2 separate regions of the Homo sapiens genome follow, and region 1 is linked to region 2. Evidence: chromatin loops called from intact Hi-C (ENCODE). Cell type or tissue: ascending aorta. All regions are shown on one strand. Each heading gives the region's core, and the rest is flanking DNA. Links, peaks and the distances in the headings are about the cores only.

The links. Peaks named below come from ENCODE experiments on the same cell type or tissue, not always from the same donor. Only the 100,000 strongest peaks of a DNase experiment are listed, where the experiment ranks them.
Region 1: it touches region 2 in a loop (5-fold over the local background); 3 of 110 quality-filtered maps call a loop at or near these places.

Annotation. Positions count from the first base shown.
Region 1 is chr11:86,089,440-86,094,822 of GRCh38, reverse strand. It overlaps LOC124902829 (small nucleolar RNA U13), which reads right to left and starts at 631; the gene lies at 528-631. In ascending aorta, for the core only: no CTCF peak of the experiment used is centred there; a DNase peak (open chromatin) is centred at 3,052; H3K27ac peaks cover 1,684 bases.
Region 2 is chr11:86,172,238-86,177,620 of GRCh38, reverse strand. No RefSeq gene overlaps it. Among named protein-coding and RNA genes, the nearest start is that of LINC02695, 19 kb to the left of the region's middle. RefSeq lists cis regulatory regions at 741-1,450, 2,646-3,143. In ascending aorta, for the core only: no CTCF peak of the experiment used is centred there; DNase peaks (open chromatin) are centred at 875, 3,220 and 3,370; H3K27ac peaks cover 2,250 bases.

The DNA.
Region 1 (5,383 bases), core at 142-5,141, 83 kb after region 2:
GATGGGGTTTGGCCATGTTGGCCAGGCTAGTGTTTCAGACTCCTGACCTCAAGTGATCTGCCCACCTAGCCCTCCCAAAGTGCCGGGATTACAGGCATGAGCCACTGTGCCTGGCCTTCTTCATGTTTTAATTTGTGTTTCCTGACTACTTGTGAACTAGTATTTTATTTGCAATAATTAAATATGGTGGCTGAGGAACATTTTCTAAGATAAAACAATTTATATTATTCAAATGTGTGTATATGAAGGTTATACATAACATGCGTGAAGTGTGATACCATTTCTTCACATTGGCCACTGAGTGGCCATTGAATGTGACCATTAAAAATGGTTTTATTTTTATTAAAATATTTAAATGATGCAAATAATTTTTAAAACATTTTTTGTTTAATTCTTTTGATTTAAAATTTTGACATTTTCAGAGCAGATGATGAATCTGAAAAAGAAGTTGATATTTAATGATTCTAATTTGCTTTTCTCTTTAGAAATTTTAGGAAAGATTATTTTTCTTTTGTTTCTTTTTTTCATGTCAAACGGGCAATGTGACAACGGTGTAACAAGGTTCAAGGGTGGCATATCTCACACATGTGCATGAACACTCAATCATTACACTCATGAACTACAAAAGGATCAGGAGAGATTCTTTTGAATACTTTAGAAAAATTCCTTTCTAACATTAAATAATGGGAATTTTCCAGTTTTTAATTTACATTTTTTGATGGACGACATATTTGAACACTTTGAATACAGTCACTTTGGTTTTTTTTTAAATCTTTTAAGACTCTGAGAATGAGTACAAGTTAAGGTCAAGATAGAAATAGAAAATATAAAACTGAAATTCAGAGAAGAAATAACTAGGAAGAAAACTTATCAAGACAGAAGAATAGAACATACTTCTTTTTTTTTTCTAAAAGTTTGATAGTTTGATACCTGACTTTGAAATATTTAGACATATGATATATAGGCTTCTATGTATCATTTGGTCCCACTATTACAAATGTTAGGGGTGGGCCTTTCAGACAGAGTCCATGTAGTTACCACAGCAAGCTCTTTTTGGCCTAACCTGTATTTTAGCAATTATAAAATAATATAATTAAATTAGTAGCTTCACAATTGGAGAAAGTCACAAAGTGATAGCAAAAAATTCAGCACATTTAGGAAATATGAATAACTCAAAGAGGATTATATGATAGACTTGGGTGTTTTAAAGTACTGTATGATTTTCTTGGGGGAAAAAAGTCCATGTCGAAAATCTATGCCACATTCTGAAATAAAGAATGGTTTCTAGGATAAAATGATCTTCAAGGAGGAAAACTATGTTGAGAAGCGATTCTATTAATTTGGTCAATCAATAAATGAGTAATGATACTCATGTAATGTGCCCCCAGCAGACAACAATGTTGAAGGTCTAAAGCAAGTAAAAGATGTGGTCCTGGCTGCAGGAATTTTACAATCGAATTGATCTAATTGAAGAGATAAGCAATGCATACTTGAAACAATTAGAGATTAGATGCTAAAAGAATGAACTGTGAAGTCCAACAAGTTTTACTAAGGATCAAAGCAGAGAAACATTGGTGTGAACTTGAGTCACCTTGCAGGGAGAGATTCTTAGAGGGCTCTCTAAGGAGGGAATGAGACCCAAAATAATAATCTCTGGAATGGATTTAGGAAGGGTCTTATTGGTCCAAGGAAACCACATGAACTATAAACCATATTTTAAAACAAACAAAATTCCATTCCTTAGTAATGCTGTAAAATTTCCTAATACTATCTAGTCTTATACTTTATTTTTTATTTTTTTATTTTGATTTTTGACATGGAGTCTCGCTAAGTCGCCCAGGCTGGAGTGCAGTGGCGCAATCTTGGCTCACTGCAAGCTCTGCCTCCCAGGTTCACACCATTCTCCTGCCTCAGCCTCCTGAGTAGCTGGGACTACAGGCACTCGCCACCATGCCCAGCTAATTTTTTGTATTTTTTTTTAGTAGAGACGGGGTTTCACCGTGTTAGCCAGGATGGTCTCAGTCTCCTGACCTCATGATCTGCCCGCCTCGGCCTCCCAAAGTGCTGGCGTGAGCCACTGCTCCTGGCCTCTTTCTTTTTTTCATAGAGATGGGGTCTCACTATGTTGCCCAGGCTGTTCTCAAACTTCTGGGCTCTAATAATCCTCCCACCTCAGTCTCCCAAAGTACTGGGATTACAGGCATGAGCCACTATGCCCAGCCTCTAGTCATATATATATATATATATATATATATACACACACACACACACACACGTGTATACATGTGTGCGTGTATGTGTGTGTGTGTGTATATATATATATATAGTTTGTTTTAAAGACAGGGTCTCACTCCCAGGCTGGAGTGCAGTGGCACAATCATGGCTTATTGTAACTTCAAATGCCCGCTCTCAAGTGTTCTTCTCCCCCTCAGCCTTCCTAGTAGCAAGGACTACAGGCACACACCACCACACCCAGCAAATTATTTCAATTTAATTTTTGTAGAGATAGGGTCTTGCTATGTTGCTTGGGCTGGTCTCGAACTCCTAGGCTTATGAGATCCTTCTGCCTTGGCTTCCCGAAGTGCTGCGATTACAGGCATGAGCCCCTGCGCCTGGCCCAGATACATATTTGTAAAAGCTCCATATTTGTTACCTATTATCCCAAGACTTAGTGGCTTAAAACAATAGCATCTCAGTGGGCACTGTGACATGTGCCTGTAGTCCCCGCTACTTGGGAGGCTGAGGCAGGAGTATGTCTTGAGCCCAGGAATTCCAGGCTGTAGTGTACTGATTGTGCACCTTTGAAAAGCCACTGCACTCCCAGCCTGGGTGACATAGGGAGACTCTGTCTCTAAAAAAAAATAAACAAAAAACAGTATCTCACATAGTTTCCATAGGCCAGGAATTTAAGAAGAGATTAGCTGGTGGTTCTGGCTCAGGGTGCCTCATGAGGTTGCAATCAAGATGTTGGTCAGGACTTCTGGAGGTTTTACTGTGGTGTGGAAAGATCTGCTTCCAAGATGGCTCATTCACAGGCTGGCAAGTTAGTGCAGGCTATTGGCGGGAGGTCTGAGTTCTTTGCCACGTGGACCTTTCCCTTGGACTGTTTGAGTGTTCTCATAACTTGGTGGCTGATTCCTGCCAGAGTGAATAAGCCAGGAAAGAGCAAAGTGGAAGCTGCAATATTGTTTATGACCTCAGCCTCAGAAGTCAAACATCCTCAACTCCTCAATATTCTATTGGTTGCACAGGTCATTCCTATTCATTATGGGCAGGGGCTATACAAGGACTTGAATACCAAGAGGTAAAGATCACTGAGATTCATTTTGGATGCTGACTAATACAAGTCCCCAAATTTATTTTCTTTCTTTTCTTTCTCTCTCTTTCTTTTTCTCTTCATCATGGGCAGGGGCTATACAAGGACTTGAATACCAAGAGGTAAAGATCACTGAGATCCATTTTGGATGCTGACTAGTACAAGTCCCAAAATTTATTTTCTTTCCTTTCTTTCCCTTTCCTTTTCTCTTCTCTTCTCTTCTTTCTTTCTTTTTCTCTCTCTCTCTTCTTTTTCTCTTTCTCTCTTTCTTTCTTGATTTTTTTTTCAGAGTCTCACTTTGTCATCCAGGCTAGAGTGCAGTGGTGTGATCTTGGCTCTCTGCAACCTCTACCTCCTGGGTTCAAGCGATTTTCCTGCCTCAGCCTCCTCAGTAGCTGGGATTACAGGCACCCACCACCATGCTTGGCTAATTTTTGTATTTTTTAGTAGAGACAGGGTTTTGTCATGTTGGCCAGGCTGGTCTCGAACTCCTGACCTCAAGTGATCTGCCTGCCTTAGCCTCCCAAAGTGCTGGGATTACAGGCATGAGCCACTGCACTTGGTTAAAATTTGCTATTTTTGTGGTTAAAAAAAGTAGCTAATATCAGCAATTTCATGTTTTCAACCTATTACTTGTAAAGGTGCTACTATGAGCTAAGACACCTGGGATAAATTTTTAAGAAGTTATAAATATAAAACTACTTTTCTTTCAAAACATTAGTTAATCAGAATTTCAAATGAATGAGAATAAACTATTCTTCAAGCATTGTAGTTATTTGAAATGTTACTATATCGTTGATATTCTCCTAAAGTTTTTGGTGCATGAGCCAAAGGATGTGTGGCAGAAGTTCTGAGAGGGCAACATATCAGTGTGACTTGATGAAAGCAGTTTAACATCCCTGGGATCAATTTTCCTCATCTATAAGTGAAGGAATTGGGTTAGATGGCATGTAAGTAGTCTTTCTGTGCTAAAAATTTTTAAGATGTCTTTTTTTTTTTTTTTTTTTTTGAGATGGAGTCTTGCTCTGTCGCCCAGGCTGGAGTGCTGTGGCACGACCTCGGCTCACTACAACCTCCTCCTCCCAGGTTCAAGCGATTCTCTTGCCTCAGCCTCCTGAGTAGCTGGGATTACAGGTGTGTACCACGACGCCCAGCTAATTTTTGTATTGTTAGTAGAGACAGGGTTTCACCCTGTTGGCCAGGCTGGTCTTGAACTCCTGACCTCAAGTGATCTACCTGCCTTGGCTTCCCAAAGCACTGGGATTACAGGCATGAACCACAGCGCCCAACCTTAACATGTCTTTATATGCTGGGTATGAGCCACTACCAGTTCCGTTCTTAAACTCATCGTAAGAATTGCATATTTAAGTGCTAGAAAAATGGCTGTAACTAAATATGCTCATTTATTAACATATAATGTTAACAGTTAAACTCAAGGTCTCTTCAGCTTTTTAGTAGTCCAGAAACTCTTTCTTCCTGCTTTTTTCTCTCGAAAGCATAGACTGCCCTTCAGTAAATCAATTTACTTAATTTGACTTGCTATATTTGACAACATTTTTTTGGGTTCACATATTTTTCTTGTGCCAAGTACTGCATTTTCCATTTCCCACAGAACCAGGACAAACTGTACATCCCCTACTGTGTCCAGGGTAGATCTGGCTAAATGTCAACTATGTTAATTGGTATAGAGAAAACAGCAGCCCTATTTTTATCTGATTAAAAATCCCCACAAACATTCTCTTCTAAACTAAAGCTATGACAGTACAAAGTGATTTAATTATAATATAAAGTTTGGCAGATGTGTCCCTCCAGCCTTTATTCTACTGTAGCCTGCAGAAATGTTGCTGTTTCCTGGAATCCTCAAGCATCTAAATTTTTAATCCTACTTCTGGAGGTTTAGAATTCAGTACTCGAAACTTTCTTTAGTTTGCCAACTGGAATAAAATATATTTGCTTTAAAGTGATATGTTTAAACAAAAGATTTGAATTAAACAATCTATAGAACCTTATTTAAAAGGTAGTTGGAAATACTTTATTCCACTGTTAAAAAGTCTACATCTTAAAAAT
Region 2 (5,383 bases), core at 107-5,106:
AACTCTTTCACTCCATCACCCTGAGACTTTCTCTCTCTCTGTCTAGAGTTGACCAAAAAGTGCAGCATCATCTTTGGTTGTCCTGTGTACCCCCTAGAGCCACAGGGAGGTAAAAAATAAACTGCTCTCTGCTCTTCTTTCCTGCCCCAGATTCTCTAGCCAAGTCAGACTTCTCCCAGCTCAAGTGGAGAATTACTCTGTATCAGCTGACTCCCTGAAAGTCAGCTGACTAAATGGTGTTCTATCCTCATTTTAAAGCAGCCTAGAAAAAATTGAATTTATGGAGAATCTCTCTGAGTCAGTGCTCAGAAAAACCTCTACATGTCAGTCTATTTAATTTTTTTTTGTTTTGTTTTTGTTTGTTTGTTTCTTTGAGACGGCATCTCCCTCTGCCACCCAGGCTGCAGTGCAGTGGCACGATCTTGGCTCACTGCAACCTCTGCTTCCCGGGTTCAAGCGATTCTCCTGCCTCAGCCTTCTAAGTAGCTGGGATTACAGGTGCCTCCCACCATGCCTGGCTAATTTTTGTATTTTTAGTAGAGATGGGGTTTCACCATGTTGGCCATTGTTTGCCAGGCTGGTCTTGAACTCCTGACCTCAGGTGATCCACCTGCCTTGGCCTCCCAAAGTGCTGGGATTACAGGCATGAGCCACTGTGCCTAGCCATTCTATTTGATTTTATGAAGACTTTCAGCTTTTAGATCAGAGGAGCTGCCTCCCCATTCTGAAAAAAAAGGTGAATGTGGCTTTGGACCAGGAGACAGGCTGACTTGTCTCTGGTTCCAGTTGCATCACTTAGGGACACTGGATGTTTGGCATGTAATTTCTGCTCTCTGAGCTTTGGTCATCTCCTCTGTAAAGAGAGGACTGTAACAACAGTGCAACACTCCCTACCTGCCCTCCACGCACCCCACCCTCCACCTCAGGGTTGTTCTGAGAATTAAATGAGATCATCTATGTGACGATATTCTACACTACGCAAATGTAAGTTCCCTTTATCAGATTTCAGATTTGATGAGTCATTTCAGACATTAGTTCTTGACATATTTCCTTCACTTAACCCCACCACTAATTATTTCTTCTTTTTTCCTTTTCTTATTTCCTGTAGAAATTATAAAATTGGTCCTCTGCATACCTCTTGATGAAGTCTACCCCTATACCTTATCTAACATCTTTCTGGCTCCATTCCCCATTCCCACTTAGATCTGCCAGGTCTCACTCCCTCATTGTGTCAGTAATTATTCAGAAAGTCTTCTCCCAGCCCACACTATCACCATGCACAGCTGCATATCTGACAGTGACATACTTCATGTTCGATCTAGTTGTAGTCATATATAGAAACCCAAATAATGATGGAATAAGAGTTAAGTCATGTGTTCCAGAATTAGCATTATCATTGATTATCTAGTGGGCTTCAGGCCATTCAGTTAAACAAACATCTATTCAGGTCAGGGGGTGGAGGAGATGTTCCCTGCTGTGCAGAAACTCAAAATTTTTAAGTCACACAGATTTGTAAACCTCCAATTATGAATAATGAAGTGGTACACACATACAAAAATATTATTGGCACATTGGGGAAGGAACAATTTGATGTGCCTTTGAAGGCTGTAGAAAGCACCACTGCAGAGAGGAGGTGACATCTGAGCTTGGTCTTGAATGATGGATGTCTAAGATTTTAAAGTCCAAGAAGGAGACCAGGTTGAAGGAGGAACATTAACAGATGAACAGAATAGCTAGATGAAGGAATGGCAAGAGTTCGGTGTGACCGGAGCACAGAATGCACAGTGGGGAGAATAGGAGATAAGGCTAGAAGGAACACTGGGCTGAAGTCATGTAGGATCTAATGTGCCAGGTTCATATATCTGGGCTTTGTTCTATCCAGCCCTTCCCAATCAGGATTCCACCAGAAAAATTAAGCCCTGATGACTTAAGACATCTATCATACAAATAAATTTCTCTCCCCTGTACACCTAGAATGGTATTAACTATGTACCATCCTGGAAAGACCTGAAATAGTCACTCAGATAATTTTCTGGAGGGCTTGGTTCTCACATGGAAGCCCAGGAGAGAAAGCCTGCTAGGCAGTGCAAGCCATCCAACATTTATAGAAAGCAAGTGACATCTTCACGTCATAGAAACACTGCTTGGGTGGCAATGAGAAGAGTGCTTTAGAAATAGTACAGGCAGAGGATAAGTGGTTAACTAAACTGCTGTTGCAATAATTCAGGTGGGTGACAACCAGGGCTCAGGGTGGTGACAGTAGAAATGGAGGTAAAGGACACCTTAGAGACATTTGGGAGGCAGAATAGATGGTGTTCTTTAGTGCTGTCTTCCCCAGCTCTTTGGCTATGATATGAAATCACCAGCTCCCTCCAGCTTCAGGCTGGAACCTTCCTAAAGAGGGCAAGAAGTGGCTGGGTGCAGTGACACACGCTTGTAATCCCAGCACTTTGGGAGGCCAAGGCAGGCAAATCACTTGAGGTCAGGAGTTCGAGACCAGCCTGGCCAACATGGTGAAACCCTGTCCGTATCGAAAATACAAAAATTAGCCGGGTGTGGTGGCATACGTCTATAGTCCTAACTACCTGGGAGGCTGAGGCAGGAGAATCGCTTGAACCAAGGAGGCAGAGGTTGTGGTGAGCCAAGATCATGCCACTGCTCTCCAGTCTGGGCGACAGAGCTAGACTCCATTTCAAAAAAAAAAAAAAGAGGGCAGAAGTGCACCAGCCACAACTCAGCATGGGGGTGGGGTGTGCTGCCACTGCTCTGGACCTTATCACATCTCTGGTGAACTCTGCACACCCTGATAGCCTCAAGTTGTGACTTTTCTTCACACCCCCTCACCCTCCTGGGCATGTTGGTCCAGTCTTCACAACTGACCTTCAGCCTCATTCTTCTCCCCAGCCACACATTTCAAAAGTGCTACCCTGAACTCCACACTGCCTGGCTGGGTTCCTGACGCTTTGCTTCCCTAACCCAACTCATTCTTCCAAGGAGCTGGATCCACTCCCTGTGCTCCACCCCAGCCCTAGGAGTCCTACAGCTGATGCAGCATTGCCAGCTCCAGTCCTGCTCATTCCCAGCTTCCTCCCTATGGGCCATGTGGCTGAGGTCTTATCATGCCTTATAACTAAACTGACCGGAATTTAGGCACGTCATCACCAAGCCTCATCTGGGGCCTGTTTTCTCATTTGTAATGTGTGGGGATTGTACTAGGTGACTTCTAAAGGATCTCCCTTCCAACACTAACATCCTGTGTTTCTAAGTAGGCCAACTGTAAAAGAAGTCTGCATTGGCACAGAACAATTGAGGCTGGGAGCAAGTGAGTCAGACTCAGCAGAAATGTCAAGCTCACTGTGGAGCCAGGAGATCAGAGTGCAGCATGCCACTGGGCAGACAGGAGCCAGGGCCTTGAGCCAGAGATTAGCCTACCCAGACAGCTGTGCGGACGAGATGACGGATGCCATGGCTTGCTTATTAGTCACATTGGTGTTCAAGGAATTAACCACTTCATTTTGTGCCCTCCAAAGGATAACATTCATTTATGACCTAAAGCTATTTAGCAGGGAGTTTGTAATTCTACCTTTCTCACAGTTACTGCTGGTGATTTAGGATTCAATATTATCCCATTACTATTTTGTCCATTTGCTTGAAATTGCCATCCAATGGGCATTCACTGACCATCTAGTTTTACTCTCAAGACTTCCTAAGTCCCTCTCAGATGCCTCTCAGTGTGTGTGAAAGAAAGGGCACAGACCTTTGGAGACCTACATTTGAACCCCACAGCTACTTACTAGTCATGTGGTTCTGGAAAAGTTAATCTCTGAAGAGTGTGTGTGTGTGTGTGTGTGTGTGTGTGTGTGTGAGAGAGAGAGAGAGAGACAGAGACAGAGTCTTGCTAGAGAGAGAGAGAGACAGAGTCTTGCTCTGTCACCCAGGCTGGAGTGCAGTGGCACGATCATGGCTCACTGCATCCTTCGCCTCCCTGGTTCAAGCAATTCTCCTGCCTCAGCCTCCCGAATAGCTGGGACTACAGGCGCGTGCCACCATGCCCAGCTAATTTTTGTATTCTTATTAGAGACAGGGTTTCACCATGTTGGCCAGACGGGTCTTAAACTCCTGACCTCAGGTGATCCACCCACCTTGGCCTCCCAAAGTGTTGGGATTATAGGCATGAGCCACCGCACCTGACTAATCTCTGAACTTTTGATTCCCCATGTGTGAAATGGGATAATAATAATACCTGCCTTGCAGATTTGTAGCCCAGGTTAAAGTGTCTACTATACGGGAGGTTCTCAGTAAAGAAGTTCTCCTTTACAGAAACCCTGCTGTTTTGCATGTCTTGAAATCTCTGCCTTCAGGATTGTTTCTCTTAGGTTTGCCTGGCCCTTTCCTCTCTTTCTTCCTTAAGCCTGCAAGGTCCCTGCTGGTCCACACAAGTTTCTGCTCCAATTCCAGACCTGCAGCATGCTGAGTCAGCACTAGCACTTCCTAGCGTAGGGGCTTTTCTCCACCCCATCATGGCTGAGCAATCACAAGCCAAGAAAATCTTGATCAGAAGATAAGATCATAGCTAAAGGCTCTGAGAGCTCCATTGTCTCAGCTTCAGATGCTGTTATATAGAAGATTAAAACCCCAGTACTGTGACTCAGTGAGGGCCCAGTTAGGAGATTACAAGACACAGTGCTGAAGGGTTAAAGGTGATAAAGTAAGGATGCCTTCAAGCTACTGAGTATAGGAATTAGCTGTGGGCACACATCTCTGGCAGGCTAGGGACTAACCTTCCTGGTTCCTTCTTTCAAAGAGATGCTAGTGTCAGGGACTAGTACAGACATGGGTTGCAGGGCCTTAGAGATCTTTTGTTTACCCTCTTTTACACAAATGGAGAAACTGAGGCCCACAAGCAGGAATTAACTTGCCCAGATTTATATAAAGAGAAAAAGCCATAAATGCATTCAAATGCAGGACTCAACTCTATGTTCCAACTGTTTCTATTATCCTATGATAAAATAGTGATTGTTAAAATTCAATGCATTGGGGACACTCACTAAACTTGACTCTTAAATAAGAAGTGTGGGGAATGTTGTTAACAGGATTTCTAGCAGGAGAGCATTCACTTTTTCATCAAATATTTATTGAGTCCTAGAAGGTAAGTAATGGCCAAATTGTTAAGGGTATAAGAGGATATGCTTAGGCGTGTGGTTTTTATTTTGTAGGCAACAGTCCGTCAAAGATTTCAGAGAAGAGGATTAACATGATCAGCTTTAAAGAGAGCATGCTAGCAGCAGAGGAGAGGATTGGAAGGTGTCAAATTAGATGCCCAAGGACTTAGGGGGCTTTTAGAGTAGTCCTGGCAAGAGATGATTGATGGAGATCTAAAGAA